2 separate regions of the Homo sapiens genome follow, and region 1 is linked to region 2. Evidence: chromatin contacts called from ENCODE Hi-C or POLR2A ChIA-PET data. All regions are on one chromosome and are shown on one strand. The core of a region is the stretch at or near the end of the contact, and the rest is flanking DNA. Distances in the headings are between cores, read along the strand shown. Region 1 holds the start of PLD2 (phospholipase D2). Region 2 holds the start of ZFP3 (ZFP3 zinc finger protein).

What was found. Hi-C counts contacts between places; a loop is a spot of excess contacts on that map. ChIA-PET counts read pairs that join two places held with the same protein, here RNA polymerase II (POLR2A). Pooled maps may share reads with other maps.
Region 1: a pooled map shows a loop between it and region 2 (4-fold over the local background). The contact joins the promoter of PLD2 here to the promoter of ZFP3 in region 2. A Hi-C loop is called at or near these places in 2 of 168 maps with a recorded cell type or tissue (dorsolateral prefrontal cortex and mammary epithelial cell) and 6 of 50 pooled maps. POLR2A ChIA-PET finds 5 or more read pairs at or near these places in 2 of 52 experiments (activated CD4-positive, alpha-beta T cell and naive thymus-derived CD8-positive, alpha-beta T cell).

The regions. Positions count from the first base shown.
Region 1 is chr17:4,804,236-4,808,811 of GRCh38, forward strand. It overlaps PLD2 (phospholipase D2), which reads left to right and starts at 2,917. Exons shown (of 25, transcript NM_002663.5): 1 at 2,917-2,990; 2 at 3,537-3,646; 3 at 3,749-3,879; 4 at 4,039-4,181. The coding sequence starts at 3,538. It also overlaps a transcript of C17orf114 not described here. RefSeq lists a silencer at 2,468-3,257 and an enhancer at 3,653-4,576.
Region 2 is chr17:5,076,881-5,081,253 of GRCh38, forward strand. ZFP3 (ZFP3 zinc finger protein) reads left to right here and starts at 1,587. Exons shown (of 2, transcript NM_153018.3): 1 at 1,587-1,695. ZFP3-DT (ZFP3 divergent transcript) reads right to left here and starts at 1,233. Exons shown (of 2, transcript NR_186458.1): 1 at 1,007-1,233. RefSeq lists enhancers at 1,055-1,926, 1,294-1,363.

The DNA of each region.
Region 1 (4,576 bases), core at 1,667-4,166, 270 kb before region 2:
GCTCTGTTGCCCAGGCTGGAGTGCAGTGGCACGATCTCAGCTCACTGCAACCTCCGCCTCCCGGGTTCACGCCATTCTCCTGCCTCAGCCTCCCAAGTAGCTGGGACTACAGGTGCCCGCCACCACGCCTGGCTAATTTTTTGTATTTTTAATAGAGACAGGGTTTCCCTGTGTTAGCCAGGATGGTCTCGATATCGTGACCTCGTGATCTGCCCTCCTCAGCCTCGCAAAGTGCTGGGATTCCAAGCGTGAGCCACTGCGCCCAGCCACAAGTGCTGTTTCATCATTCCCTGAGGGTGCCACAACGTGGGGAGTGTTAGGTTGCTGATTACAGGGTACTGCCTGAGTTACACAGAAATGTTTCTTTCTTTTTTTTTTTTTTTTGAGACAGTCTCACTCTGTCACCAGGCCGGAGTGTAGTGGCACTGTCCCGGCTCACTGCAATTTCTGACTCCCTGGTTCAAATGATTCTCCTGCCTCAGCCTCCCGAGTAGTACGCATCACCACACTCAGCTAATTTTTTGTATTTTTAGTAGAGACGGGGTTCACCATGTTAGCCAAGATGGTCTCGATCTCCTGACCTCGTGATCTGCCCGCCTCGGCCTCCCAAAGTGCTGGGATTACAGGTGTGAGCCACCGCGCCCCGCCTTCTTTTTCTTTCAATGAACTTTATTGAAGCAAAAATGCACATACAATGTAATGCACACATCTTAACGTACAGTTCCATGAGTATTACCAAGTGTATGCTCCTATGCAATCACCACTCCTATCAAAATACAGGGCATTCTTATCATCCTGGAATGTTCCCTCACGTGTCCCTTTACAGGCAATCTTTTCCCTACACCCTGCCACAAGCAACTACTGATCTGATTTCCATCACTATAGGTTGTTTTTGCCTGTTTTATAAGTTTAAGACCGGGTGCGGTGGCTCACGCCTGTAATCCCAGCACTTTAGGCCAAGGAGGGCGGATCATTTGAGGTCAGGAGTTCGACGCCAGCCTGACCAACATGGAGGAACCCCGTCTCTACTAAAAATACAAAAAATTAGCTAGGCGTGGTGGCAGGTGCCTGTAATCCCAGCTACTCAGGAGGCTGAGGCAGGAGAGAACCCGGGAGGCGGAGGTTGCAGTGAGCCGAGATCGCGCCATTGCACTCCAGCCTGGGCAATAACAGCGAAACTCTGTCTCAAAAAAAAAAATTAGCAAAAGGCCGGGAACGGTGGCTCACGCCTGTAATCCCAGCACTTTGGGAGGCTGAGGAGGGCGGATCACTTGAGGTCTGGAGTTTGAGACCAGCCCGGCCAACATGGTGAAACCCCGTCTCTACTAAAAATACAAAAATTAGCCGGAAATCCCTTGAACCTGGAAGGGGGAGGTTGCAGTGAGCCGAGATCACGCCACTGCAGTCCAGCATGGGCAACAAGAGCGAGACTCTGGCCGGGCGCGGTGGCTCACGCCTGTAATCCCAGTACTTTGGAAGGCCGAGGAGGGCGGATCACAAGGTCAAGAGATCGAGACCATCCTGGATAACACGGTGAGACCCCGTTTCTACTAAAAATACAAAAAAAATTAGCTGGGCGTGGTGGCGGACGCCTGTAGTCCCAGCTACTCAGGAGGCTGAGGCAGGAGAATGGCGTGAACCTGGGAGGCGGAGCTTGCAGTGAGCCGAGATCGCGCCACTGCACTCCAGCCTGGGCAACACAGCAAGACTCCATCTCAAAAAAAGAAAAAAAAAGAGCGAGACTCCGTCTCATAAAAATAAAAATAAAAATAAATAAAAAATAGCAAAAGACTGAATAGGCACTTTATAAAAGAAGACATACAAATGGCCAATCAGCACATGAAACATGGTCAATATCATTGATCTCCAGACAAATGCAAATCAAATTGCAATGATGTGCCCACAACACCCATTAAATGGCCAACGCTAAAGACTGACAATATCCAACGTTGGCCATGCCATGGAATAACTGGAACCACCATACACTGATTTTGGAAATCTAGAATGGAAAAACCATTTAGAAAAAAATCGTTTGGCAGTTTCTTATAAGTTAAACACACACTGATATGATCGAACAACTCCACTCCCTAGTTACCCAAGATAAAGGAAAACTATCCACGCAAACTTACAGGAATGTTTACAGGAGCTAAAACAATGGGCAAAACTAGAAACCCACATGTATATCAAAAGAGAAAAATAAATCTGCTTTTTAAAAAAGATTGAAATATCTTGTATTTTAATACCCGAAAAAATTTTATTTCCCCCTAGACTGCCAATTCCAGCTGAGCAGGCTCTCTAACCATCTTATTTACTACCATACTCTCAATTTCTGGCACGGAGTAAGCGCGCAATAAATGTTTGGTGAATGAATGAAAGAATGCCCGCTTTCATACACTAATGGGTTTGTAGCCACCACCCCTCAGGCCTTTTACGCCCTCATTCCTTCCAGGTACAAACGCTATCTGGGCTAGGCCAAATGTGGCTCGCAGCGGGTCCGGGAGCGGGGCACCTACCGGCAGCTCCCGCAGCGGAGGCGCGTCCCCCGGGCGCCGAGGCAGCGCCCGCGGCTGGAGGGGCCCGGGGCGGGCGCCGAGCCCGAGGGATGCGCGCAGCGCGGGGTGCCCCGGGAGGCAGCGGCCGGGCACGCTGGGACCGACGGCGCGGGACGCCCCGACGCCGGGCAGCACTTACCCGCCGCACCGAGAGAGCTACGCGGCCCCGCGGCCCTGCAGGGCACAGGGCGGCCCCCTGCCCGGGGCTCTCGGTGGCGCACTGGGCGGCGGGGCGGGCCGAGGGCAGCGGGGGCGGGACAGGACAGACGAGAATCCCGCGGAGGTGAGGCCGGGGGCCGCCCCGCCCCCGAGGGCAGGCCCTGAGCCCCGGCCCCGCCTCGGCCGGCCCCGCCTCGGCCGGGGCGTGGGCTCCGGCTGCAGCTCCGGTCTGCTCTCTTGGCTCCGGAACCCCCGCGGGCGCTGGCTCCGTCTGCCAGGGTGAGGGGGCCGGGAAGGGGCGCGCGGGGGTCCCGGGTCTCGGAAATCGGGCGGGGACGGAACGGGCTCGGGCTGCGGGGCCTCCAGACTCAGTCGCACGCTCAGATTTCGGGATTTCTACCCCCGGCTGGGATCGCGTAACTTCCTCATTCCCGCCTGGACCCCTGCCCCCGGCCCGCCTGGCCTGGCGTGAGCCCCGTAGCCGCGCGCTCTCCGGACCACCCAGGGCCGCTTCCCCGCGCAGCTGCTGCGCCGCCCCAGGTCGGAGCCTTCCGGGCCTGGCTGGGTGTTCCCCGGGGCTCTGGTTACGGGACGGGGCGGGGGGCGGGGGGCGGGACTGGGATTGTGGATGAAGGACTAAGGTAGGGGATGGGGGCTCGAAGGGGTCGGTGGGGCGTTGCAAACTGGTCAGGCGTCATCCGCGGGCGGTCAGGAGGCCGTGGGGGAAGAGGAGGATCTGGAAGAGATGGAGGACCTGCGGGAGTTAGGATGGGGGGCGGGTTCTGCAGGACAGCTCGCCTCCCTGAGGCTTCCCAATGTTCCTAGGATGACGGCGACCCCTGAGAGCCTCTTCCCCACTGGGGACGAACTGGACTCCAGCCAGCTCCAGATGGAGTCCGATGAGGTGGACACCCTGAAGGAGGGAGAGGACCCAGGTACACAGGGAAGATGGATGGCCCTCAGGGAGGAGAGGCGTTCGGGAGCCAGGGGGCTGGGGCCTGTTGTGGTCTACACTCCTCGACTTTCTTTCCTCCCAGCCGACCGGATGCACCCGTTTCTGGCCATCTATGAGCTTCAGTCTCTGAAAGTGCACCCCTTGGTGTTCGCACCTGGGGTCCCTGTCACAGCCCAGGTGGTGGGCACCGAAAGATATACCAGCGGATCCAAGGTGGCCAGACTGGCCCCAGGGAGGGGGAAAGGGAGGGCGGCCCGGAATGGATCCAAGGTGGCTGGGCTGGCCCCAGGGAAGGGGCAAAAGGAGGGCTGGCCAGAGTGGGGAGGCGGGGACCCACGCAGGGGACATCCATTCAGTTCCTCATACCCCTAGGTGGGAACCTGCACTCTGTATTCTGTCCGCTTGACTCACGGCGACTTTTCCTGGACAACCAAGAAGAAATACCGTCATTTTCAGGAGCTGCATCGGGACCTCCTGAGACACAAAGTCTTGATGAGTCTGCTCCCTCTGGCTCGGTGAGGGCGACCGGACTGCTTCCTGTAGAGGGCAGGTGCTCCCCACCCTCCTTTCTGTCTGTCTCACCCCGGGGCCACAACCTTTCCTCCCTGCAACTCTGGCCACTGTGCTGCCTCCCCTGACCCCAGTTACCAGGAAACTTTCCCTGCTCAGCTTTCCCTGTCCATGGTTCTGTGCCAGCATCTCAGCTGGGCGGGATGCCCAAAATGCTCTTGGCAGCCTCACCCTTTTCTAGTCTCCATTCCCAGGGTAGGGGGCCTCCGTTTTGCCAGCCTCTAGGCCTTTTGTTTGTTTTTTGTTTTTGTTTTGTACAAGGTCTCCCTCTGTCACCCAGGCTAGAGTGCAGTGGTATGATCTTGGCTCATGGCAACCTCCTGGGCTCAAGCAGTCCTCC
Region 2 (4,373 bases), core at 337-2,836:
TGAGGCAAACACAGAAGCCCGCCGTCATCCTTGCGGGAAGGCAGGTGACCAGGCTTGGTAAATCACACGGTCCTTTCCCCCTTGATTGGTCCATGGTTGAGCACCAGACCCAAACAGGGCTAATCATAGTCCTTTGTAACTGATATTTGGGAAGGATAGTGTACTCTGAGGCAACATTATATAGAATGAAAGTCTTCAATGTGGTGATCTTGGAACTGACACCTAAAAACAAACTGGCTGGCTGGACGCGGTAGCTCACGCCTGTAATCCCAGCACTTTGGGAGGCCAAGGTGGGCCTAAGGTCTGACCTAAGGTCAGAAGTTCGAGACCAGCCTGACCAACATGGTGAAACCCCGTCTCTACTAAAAATACAAAAATTAGCCGGGCGTGGTGGCTGGCACTTGTAATCCCAGCTACTCTGGAGGCTGAGGCTGGAGAATCGCTTGAACCCGGGAGGTGGAGGTTGCAGTGAGCAGAGATCGTGCCATTGCACTCCAGCCTTGGCGACAAGAGCGAAACTCCGCCTCAAAAAACAAACAAAAACAAGCTGGAGGCCGGGCGCGGTGGCTCATGTCTGTAATCCCAGCACTTTGGGAGGCCGAGGCGGCCGGATCACCTGAGGTCGGGAGTTCGAGACCAGCCTGACCAAAATGGAGAAAACCCGTCTCTACCTAAAATACAAAATTAGCCGGGCGTGGTGGCACATGCTTGTAATCCCAGTTACTCGGGGAGGCTGAAGTAGGAGAATCGCTTGAATCCGGGAGGCGGAGGTTGCGGTGAGCGGAGATGGCGCCATCGCACTCCAGCCTGGACAACAAGAGCGAAACTCCATCTCAAAAAACAAACAAACAAGAAAACAAGCTGGCTGTGCAAAATTACAGAGGAAGTAACAAGGAAAGGTTCTGAGGTGAGAATGGGCCAAGCTTGCTCAGGGAACCCAGGAAGGCTAGCTGCAGAATGCTGTTTCCGTGGCCTCGGCAGCTTAACCTAGGCCTTTACTCTTAACCTTGGTAATTCCCACGCAATCTTGAGATTTCAGGCCAAACGTCACTCCTGCAAGCCCTTCCGGAACTCAAAGCATGTCTCCCTTCGCTCCCGCCGAGGAGAGACCTGTTCCCAGGATCTGCAGCCCTGTGCTTATCAGACCCACGGAGTCTGTGGAAAGGAAGGATGGGATAAGAACGATGCGGGTTGGGAGAGTTAAAAGGGTCGCGCAAACGGTCCCCGCGGGAATGCGAAGCGGATTCTCGAGTTCTTGAGCCTAGAGCAATGCTTGGGGAGCGACACGAGGGCGCAGAGCGGCAGATCGCGGAGCGGAAGTTCATCCCCGGAGCCGTTCTAGGAAACCCGGAGGACTCAGGTCGTCAATGATTCCGGGGCTGAAGTGGGCATCGACGGGTGCACTTTGCTGTTCCAGGGAGCCGGCTCGGCAGGCGGCGGCGACGTGGAACTTGGGCTAGGGCTAGAACCGGCGAAAAGCAAGCCGGAAAAGGCAAGGGGGCGTCGGTGCGCTGACCACCTGTTCCTCCAGCGGAGTGCGACGCGCGCCGATTGGCTGGAGTGCCGCCCGGGTACCGGAAGTGGCCGATGCCCGTCGCCAGTGACACCGGGACAACAGCTGCGGGCTCTGTGCGAGCGGCCCAGCAGCGCGGAGCCTCAGCGGAGTGAGCGAGCGCGGGGCAGTAGCGGCCTGCGGTGAGACCTCATTCCGTCGCGGCTGTGGGGGTAGGCGGGGGCTGGGCTCCCAGCTCCCTAGAGAGCCGAGCGGAAACCCTACGTTTAGGCCCGTTCTGACCGGGGTTCGCTGTGTGACCTTGAAGTTTATGCCTCCCTCCATTCCCCCCGCCCCCAGGCCTTCATTTCCACCTGCACACAGAGAGGGTGGGGCCTGGACACCGCCAGGGACAGTCCCAGCTCTGGTTTGGTGCCTGTCAGCCGTGGGGGTGGGAGAAGCAGGGACACTCCCTTCTGTACCGAGGTGGGGACCCGTGGGAGCTGTGGTTTTCTCAGACATTCCACCCCCAAGTAAACCGCTAGGACGAAATGGCGGGCAGTGTCACAAACTTAACGCCCTAGTGGCAGATTGTGCCCTGTGCTGCCAGACAAGATATTGGCTTATGAGGGGTGGTCGTGAAAAGGAGACAGGTTTGAGCTGCAAAGATAGAGCCCTATTGTGGGTCAGAGGGAGAAGAGAGGAAAGGAGGTTAACAGTGCCATAAATTAAATATCACCCAGATTGGGAAAAGGAACTTATTTTTACAAACAGTTATCGACACCAGCTATGTGTCAGACACTATCCTAGGCTCTTTAGATATAATGATGAATGAAATATCCAGTTAGCCATCAAGAGTATTACAGAGGCTGGGTGCAGTGGCTCATGCCTGTAATCCCAGCATTTTGGGAGGCCTAGGCGGGAGGATCACTTGAGCACAGGAGTTCAAGACCAGCCTGGGCAACATAGTGAGACACCATCTGTACAAAAAACAAAGAAATTAGTTGGGTAGTTGGGTGTGGTGGCGCATGCTTGTAGTCCCAGCTACTTGGGAGGCTGAGGTGGGAGGATTTTCTTGAGCCTGGGAAGTTGAAGCTGCAGTGAGTCTGGGCAATAGAGCCAAGACCCTGTCTCAGAAAAAAGGGAGGTATTGCAGATTCATTATATATATAAGACAGTTACACAAATTCACTTAACATTTACCAGGTATCTGAAATATGCTAGGTACTCAGAATACCAGGATGAATGGAACAGCATCCTTGCTTATGGTCTAGAGAAGAAAATAGGTATGAAAAATTAATAATGCAGTGGGGTAGCTGCTACAAGGTGAAGGAGTAGCTGTCTGCCTTAGAGCCTGGGGGTCAGGGAAGAAAATGGAGGGGGTCAGCTGGGCGTGATGGCTCATGCCTGTAATCCCAGCACTTTGGGAGGCAAAGGTGGGCGGATCACCTGAGGTCAGGAGCTCGAGACCAGCCTGGCCAACATGGTGAAACCCTGTCTCTACTAGAAATACAAAATTAGCCAGGCGTGGTGGCAGATGCCTGTAATACCAGCTGCTTGGGAGGCTGAGGTGGGAGAATCGCCTGAGCCTGGGAGGCGGAGGTTGCGGTGAGCCAAGATTGCGCCATTGCACTCCAGCCTGGGAGACAGAGCGAGGCTCCATCTCCAAAGAAAAAAAAAAAAATAGGTATCGTGGTTTCAGGACTGATTAATCCAGTGGCCCTGGCAGCATCTCCCTTGTTTTTCTGAGCTTTAGCTGCCCTCATCCACAGGCTGGTAGTGAGATGGCAGCAGCAGGTACAGGCAATAATATATGGAAGTATTTTCCTATGGTTCTCTCAGGATGGCAGGAAACTATTCCCAGAAGCTCCCAGCAAACGTCCTCAAAATATTGACCCAGATGAAGGTGGATGTCCATTTCCAAACCAGGAATTCCCGAATCCTTGCTGTTTCTGAACCAGTGCCTTGCAAGAATTAGGGCATTTATTTGACTGGGTTAACTCAGTTGGAGTGTCCTGCTGGAGCTCTTGGATGAGGTTAGATCTCTGGCAAGGAAAGCAAAGCCACTGCAAATATTTTTGCTCACATACCCCGTAAAATAATTTTGGAAGGTTTGTGTCTCTTTATACATTTGCAAGTTGACATCCAAAACATTTCCATTTCTCATCATAAATTTTAATGAGTTTCAAAGGATATTATTTTTGAGGTATTAAAATTTCGACATTTCAAAATAAAACCTCATCCCAGTTTCCCAGATACCTTCCCTTGGTTACCTTCCCTTGGAGCACAAAGAAGGTGCTCATCACATCCTTCACCCTCTCTGTAACCTCCATCTCTTAGCACCCCACTCCTCCCAGCCCCCCTTCATTTCCATCCGTATCTCACTTAGTCATCTCAGCTCTGTCCTGACTAACCTCCCTAGGCCTCGCCTCCTCAGTCTTCCACCACACATCTCCCTGGATTCTCAGGCTGCCAAAACTGCCACTGAAAGAAGTCAGGAGAGCATGGTGATTGGCCCCTCTTCACTCTGATGCTCTCCAGCTTGCTTGTTTCATGAGGTGGTGGTAAGGGTTAATGTCTGTAAGTTGCTTAGCACATGGTGAGAGCTTATCATTAGCCTCCACATCAAAATGTCAGTGCTGCCTGGCTCATCTCCCCTCCATATTTATCCCACCCCGTGCATGCTACATTGAAATCCCAATGTTTTTTCTGTTTCTGTTCTTTTTTTTTTTTTTTCTTTTTTGAGATGGAGTCTCACTCTGCACTGGAGTGCAGTGGCACAATTTTGGCTCACTGCAAGCTCGGCCTGCCCCGGGCTTCACACCATTCTCCTGCCTCAGCCTCCCGAGTAGCTGGGACTACAGGTGCCTTCCACCACACC